Regions from separate parts of the Homo sapiens genome. Here region 1 is linked to region 2. Evidence: chromatin loops called from intact Hi-C (ENCODE). Cell type or tissue: sigmoid colon. All regions are shown on one strand. Each heading gives the region's core, and the rest is flanking DNA. Links, peaks and the distances in the headings are about the cores only. Region 1 overlaps LPP (LIM domain containing preferred translocation partner in lipoma). Region 2 overlaps LPP (LIM domain containing preferred translocation partner in lipoma).

What was found. A loop is a pair of places that touch in the nucleus more often than their neighbours do. Peaks named below come from ENCODE experiments on the same cell type or tissue, not always from the same donor. Only the 100,000 strongest peaks of a DNase experiment are listed, where the experiment ranks them.
Region 1: a loop joins it to region 2, with 1.8 times the contacts of the local background. A loop is called at or near these places in 1 of 110 quality-filtered maps.

What each region holds. Positions count from the first base shown.
Region 1 is chr3:188,763,385-188,766,197 of GRCh38, forward strand. The region is part of intron 9 of LPP (LIM domain containing preferred translocation partner in lipoma); the gene reads left to right. Among named protein-coding and RNA genes, the nearest start is that of MIR28, 76 kb to the left of the region's middle. In sigmoid colon, for the core only: no CTCF peak of the experiment used is centred there; no DNase peak of the experiment used is centred there.
Region 2 is chr3:188,388,816-188,391,628 of GRCh38, forward strand. The region is part of intron 3 of LPP (LIM domain containing preferred translocation partner in lipoma); the gene reads left to right. Among named protein-coding and RNA genes, the nearest start is that of LPP-AS1, 180 kb to the right of the region's middle. In sigmoid colon, for the core only: no CTCF peak of the experiment used is centred there; a DNase peak (open chromatin) is centred at 1,346; H3K27ac peaks cover 1,266 bases.

The DNA.
Region 1 (2,813 bases), core at 275-2,774, 370 kb after region 2:
CCTAAATTGGTTGTTGATCAACTTAAGATCCTATTAAAATTAAAAATTTACATGATTTTGAGGGAAAATGCACCAGTAATGTCTGCAGCTTTGGTTCAATGATTTTTAATATTTTCCTGTGGTTTATTGAGTTTGTTCTTAATCTTTGTGCTTAAGTAGTTATGATTAAACAGTTTGATTCAGTATAGCATTGTAATTCTCTTTAATCATTTTACATATTTTGTTTTCTATTTTTTATTTATTAACATAATACAAATGTTCATATAGTTTTGCATTGTTAGTATTCATTTTTAGATTTTTATCTGTTTAGTTTTACATTTAGATTACACACTTCATTTTAAAACCATTTGCCAGTCAAAATGTATTGTGTGTTTTGCAATCTTTTAGAATTGTAAATAACATGCCTATAGATAGTTAATAAAAATTTTATTTTTTATTTTGAATTACATCCTTAGCATAAATTCTTTGATTTATATTACCAAATCAAATTTAATCTGGAGGACTTTTGCATTACCTTGCTAGATTTCTTTAGAAATATTTTTCTAATTTACAGAACCATCAACAATAATGAAACTATATGTTAAAATGCAAACTATCCCCTATGGCAGAAGTTTATTTATATTTTCTGAACTAATTTAATAAGCACATTATGTCTTAGTTATTTTAAGTTTGTGTAATTATTAGCAAAATCAATGAGATGCTTTTCTTCTTTGGTGATATGTCTCTTGAAAGCCTAGTTTTGGTTATTCTTATAGATTTGAATATGTAAACAGATTAAAGTAAAGATCACTAAAACTTTGTTAGGAAGTGATATAAATAGAATGTATTTATCCTAATTCTAGCTCTCCTGGTGTGACCTTGGGTAAATCATTTAGCTTCTGAGTATCAGTGTCCTCATTTACTAAAGGGAGATATTAATTTCTCCCATGTCTTCACAGATAAGGAATAAGCAGTTGTGATATTTTGTATACATGAAATTATTTACTAATATAAGTGCTTAATCTGATTAACAGAATTTTTATCATTGCTTTTTTTTTCCCCTTTAGTATAATGTGATACACTATAGAAACCCTCTAAATCTGGGGCAATTTCTTGGCTGTAGTTGCTATGGAAATACTGAAATAAATAAATGTCATGGAAGGAATATAAGGACACATATTAAAAGCGGAGGTTCATGCTTTGCTTAAGAAGATTTTTATGTTGGTATGAATATGAAGGGCAGCAACAGTGCCTCCTGCTTATGTACCCTTCTGCACATAAAGAGACAGCCTTACTCATAAGTATAGTTTTAGAAAAAGAATTGCTGTTTTATTCCTAGCATTACCAAGGAGTCTGGGCCTAGGGACAGAGTGCATCAGAAATTCTCAGCAAAAGTCTATTTATGAAGTGGCAGCCAAGGATCCTCCCCCAAACCAGTGCTTTTATTCCCAGTGGATGGACTCCAGGTCCTAACTCTCTGACAGCAGAAGGTGGTACAGACATTTTTACTAGAGTTGAAATCCAAATGACTAAAGGGCCTCTGGAAATAGGAGGCCAACTCCACAGGAGGCTAAACACTTTAAGGTACCTGAAACTTGGCGCATTAGTGACCAACACACTAGCAGCCTTTTGCTCCCTTATGTCATCAAATGGCTACAGTTAAAACATTCTAACTTGTCAGCCTACATTAAGAGGTAGTTTTGTACCTCTGCAGGAAAGCTGTTCTTTTATATACTCAATTCTTCTTAATAAAATGTTTTAAAAGCACTTATGGCCAGTGCTTTATGTGGATGTTGGAAAAGGAAGCAAGAGTTTGGACTAAACCTGAAAAATCCACATGAACTTTCTTCCTTTTTTTCTAATTGCCTACGTCTGCTCTCTCACCTCCAAGGAGTGTTTGTCTGTGCCTCTTGTCTCTCTTTCTGTCTCACACAACACACACACACACACACACACACACACACACACACACACACTTTCTTCTTGCTGTTACATCATCATTTCACCAGAACTCTCCTAGGAAGGAGAAAAATGGTTCAAGAAAGAGAAAAATTTGTCAAGCACTCTCTTGGGAAGTTAAGCATGTTACCCACTGGGAATAGTTATCTCTTCCATTCATACAGCCCCTTACATTTTATAATGCTACCGAGCATCTGTTGTTGCATGCTGTCATACCTAGTAGAGCCTTGTGAAATAGATCATGGGGAGATTATTAGTCTCATTTTACAAATGTGGCTCGGATGTTTTCAAAGTAAATGACAAAACAAAGACTATGAATAACTTTTATAATTTACACTTTATTGCTTGGCCCATACTAACATCCGTGCTAACATTCAGCAACTAATTTTTTTTTTCTTTTTTGAGATGTGGTCTTGCTGTTGTTGCCCAGGCTGAACTCAAACTCCTGGGATAAAATGATCTTCCTGCCTCAGCCTCGCAAGTAGCTAGGACTACAGGCTTGCACCACCACGTGCAACGTGCAACTTAATGTTCAACTCTTTTTTTTTTTTTTTTTTTTTTTTTTGGAGACAGGGTCTCTCTCTGTCGCCCAGGCTGGAGTGCAGTGGTATGATCTTGGCTCACTGCAATCTCCACCTCCCGGATTCAAGCAATTCTCCTGCCTTAGCCTCCTGAGTAGCTGGGATTACAGGCGCCCACCACCACGCCCGGCTAATTTTTTTATTTTTTCATAGAGACGGGGTTTAACCATGTTGGCCAGGCTGGTCTCAAACTCCTGACCTCAGGTTATCCACTGCCTTGGCCTCCCAAAGTGCTTGGATTACAGGCATGAGCCATCACACCCAGCCCATGTTAAATTTTCTACGTGAAGATCC
Region 2 (2,813 bases), core at 24-2,523:
CTGTAAAGGGCCAAGTAGTAAATATTTTAGGCTTTGTAGGCCAGATGGTCTCTGTCACAGGTCCTCAACTCTTTGTGCTGCAAAAGCATCAATAGACAATATGTAATATGTCTCATATATAAACAAATAGAGAATATGTAGGTTTATAGGAAGAGTCATAATATTGTGAATGTTAATTTCCTGACAAATCGTGTCCCATGGTGAATTTTATGAATCTTTCATTTTTTTGGCAAACTGTTTGAAAAAGCATTTCATGGCTATTTTAATTTATATTTCCCTGATTATTATTTAAGTTGTGTGTGTGTATGTATGTGTGTGCGTATGTGTGTGTGTGTGTTTGGTATATTTGTGTGCCACTGATGTCTCTTTTTATGTGAATTATAGGTAGAGTTAATTTATCTCACTTATTTCACCTCTCTGTCACCTGATGTCCCAATACCCTGGAGAGCTTTGTGATATCTACACCCCAGTACAGACTAATAGGTCACTGGTTTGCTTCAGAACTAGAACTTCTCCTGTGCCTTTGTGCCCAAGGGCCTGGGACTTGACTTTTGGCTCAGTTCTACTTGTCTGCTAACCTGACCGCTTGACAGTGGATTGAGGATGGAGGGCACTGAGCAGTTTTGGCTGTGCTTGACCTCCTGCTTAGTTTCCCTCCATGGTCTCTTAGAAATCTGAGACTGGGCGTGGTGGCTCACGTCTGTAATCCCAGCACTTTGGGAGGCCAAGGTGGGTGGATCACCTGAGGTCAGGAGTTCGAGACCAGCCTGGCCAATGTGGCGAAACGCCATCTGTACTAAAAATACTAAAGTTAGCCAGGTGTGGTGGCAGGAGCCTATAATCCTGGCTACTCAGGAGGCTGAGGCAGGAGAATCACTTGAACCCGGGAGGCAGAGGTTGCAGTGAGCCAAGATTGTGCCACTGTACTCTAGTCTGGGCAACAGAGTGGGACTCCGTCTCAAAAAAAAAAAAAAAAAAATGGGACTCCGTCTCAAAAAAAAAAAGAAAAGAAAAAAAGAAAGAAATCTGGGTGAGTTGTTGCCTGAATCTTGTCTGAACCTGCCTATCCCCTCTGGGTCCTGAAATCTAACTGTGGGTGAGATCTGCCTTTGCATTTCTGTTCATCCAGGTGAGCAAACCTGGAGTTTGGCCTCACTCTGTCCAATTGTGTTCCTTCCAAGAGATAAAACTGAGAAAGTGGTAAAGTCACTTGCATAAGCCACTTTCAGATCCATAGAGGACCCACAGCATGAGATTCTGACTGTTATTATTACAGAGGTAGAAGCGTCATTTTCTTGGAGCTGTGTCTCCGTGTCTTTGGTGTGCCACAGTCACAGGCCTGCTCCTGCCCCTCCCTGCAATCTTTCCATTGTTGTGTGTGGTACAGGAACTGAGACAATTATGACAGAGCCGAGCTGGTTTCTCTTCTCTTTTGGACATCATTGTTTGTCACAATTCTGATCACCATTTCTTCCTCTAGATCACAAAATTGTAAAATCACTGCTATATTTACATTTTCTTTTGCTGCCTGGGCTTTAAAAAGTACTATTTATAGCTTTCCTTTGAAATTCCTTTATTAATAGTCTTCCTTCACATGTATATCACTCTGCTATTTACAAAATGCTCTTACGTTTAGTATTTCACTTGATCAGCATAAACACCCATGGGATAAGCTAGGCAGGATTGTTGTCTCCATTTTACAGGTGAGGAAATTAAGGCTCAGTGAGGCCTGGAAGGCCCTGGCCTGCAGCCACTGCTGGACCGGGTGCCAGAACTGGGTTTAGACGTCTTACTAGATCTCTCTTGCTGTTTTTCTTTCCGTCTACAAAAACTCCTTCTCATTTATGAGTTTCAAAGATTTTCTTGTCTGACACATAAGGAAATTAGTGGCTTTTCTTGAGAGATCTAAGCATTACTGCATTTGCCTAATATTTCTTTTACTATACCTATTGGTCTGAGTACTTTAAGAGAAACCAGTGTCTGTAAATAATCTTCCTTCTTGTCAGACATGGAGGCAGAAATTTTCCAAGAAGAGAGAGACCCTGAAGACACTGTTTGTTCTCTGCTGTTCTTAACAAGTACTGCAACCACAATTTTGGATTTTTCTCCTCGAGGCTTTCTAGTTGTAGGCTGCCACAGAATACTTCGGGGTCACAGATTCCTATTCCCTTTTAAACTGTATCGGGCATGTGTGTTATGTGACCTTTGTGTTCTGACCTTCAGATTTAGGGAACTGAAGATTTAGGAAGTCTTGTTAGGACTTAAATCCAAGTAAATTCCCTCATGAGTACAAAGACTCATCTGTGGAGGTGTGGAATGTTGGAGAGAAAGGGACTTTCATTCATCTAGCCCCCTGGGTTAGAAAACAGGGCTGGTGAGTGATAGAGCTGAGGCTAGCGTGCGGAGATCAGACTAGATTCGGCTTTCTGCTGGCTTCCTCCATATCACTCAGTACTTCTGGAGTTGTAGCATGCCTCTTCCCCCTGGACTGGGAGCTTTGAGAGGGACGGCACTGGGTGTGCTCTGTGCACGGCTCTTCTAGAGGTGATCCAAGTGCTTTGCATAGGCACTCAGGATTTATTTGCTTGATGAATTTGAACCTGTCTGTTGTTGATAAAATATCATTATTGCCCATAAGGATCTTGAGGGAGTTTGTAAGGATCTTGAGGGAGTTTCAGTCAGGATTCACTATAGGAAACAAACCACTTTAGATATTTTAAGTGGAAGGTACTTAATACAGGGTGTTTCACAGAAGTAATTAGATGGACTGCATGGAGCAGAATCGAGGCTGTCTCCAGAAATGAATCACAAAA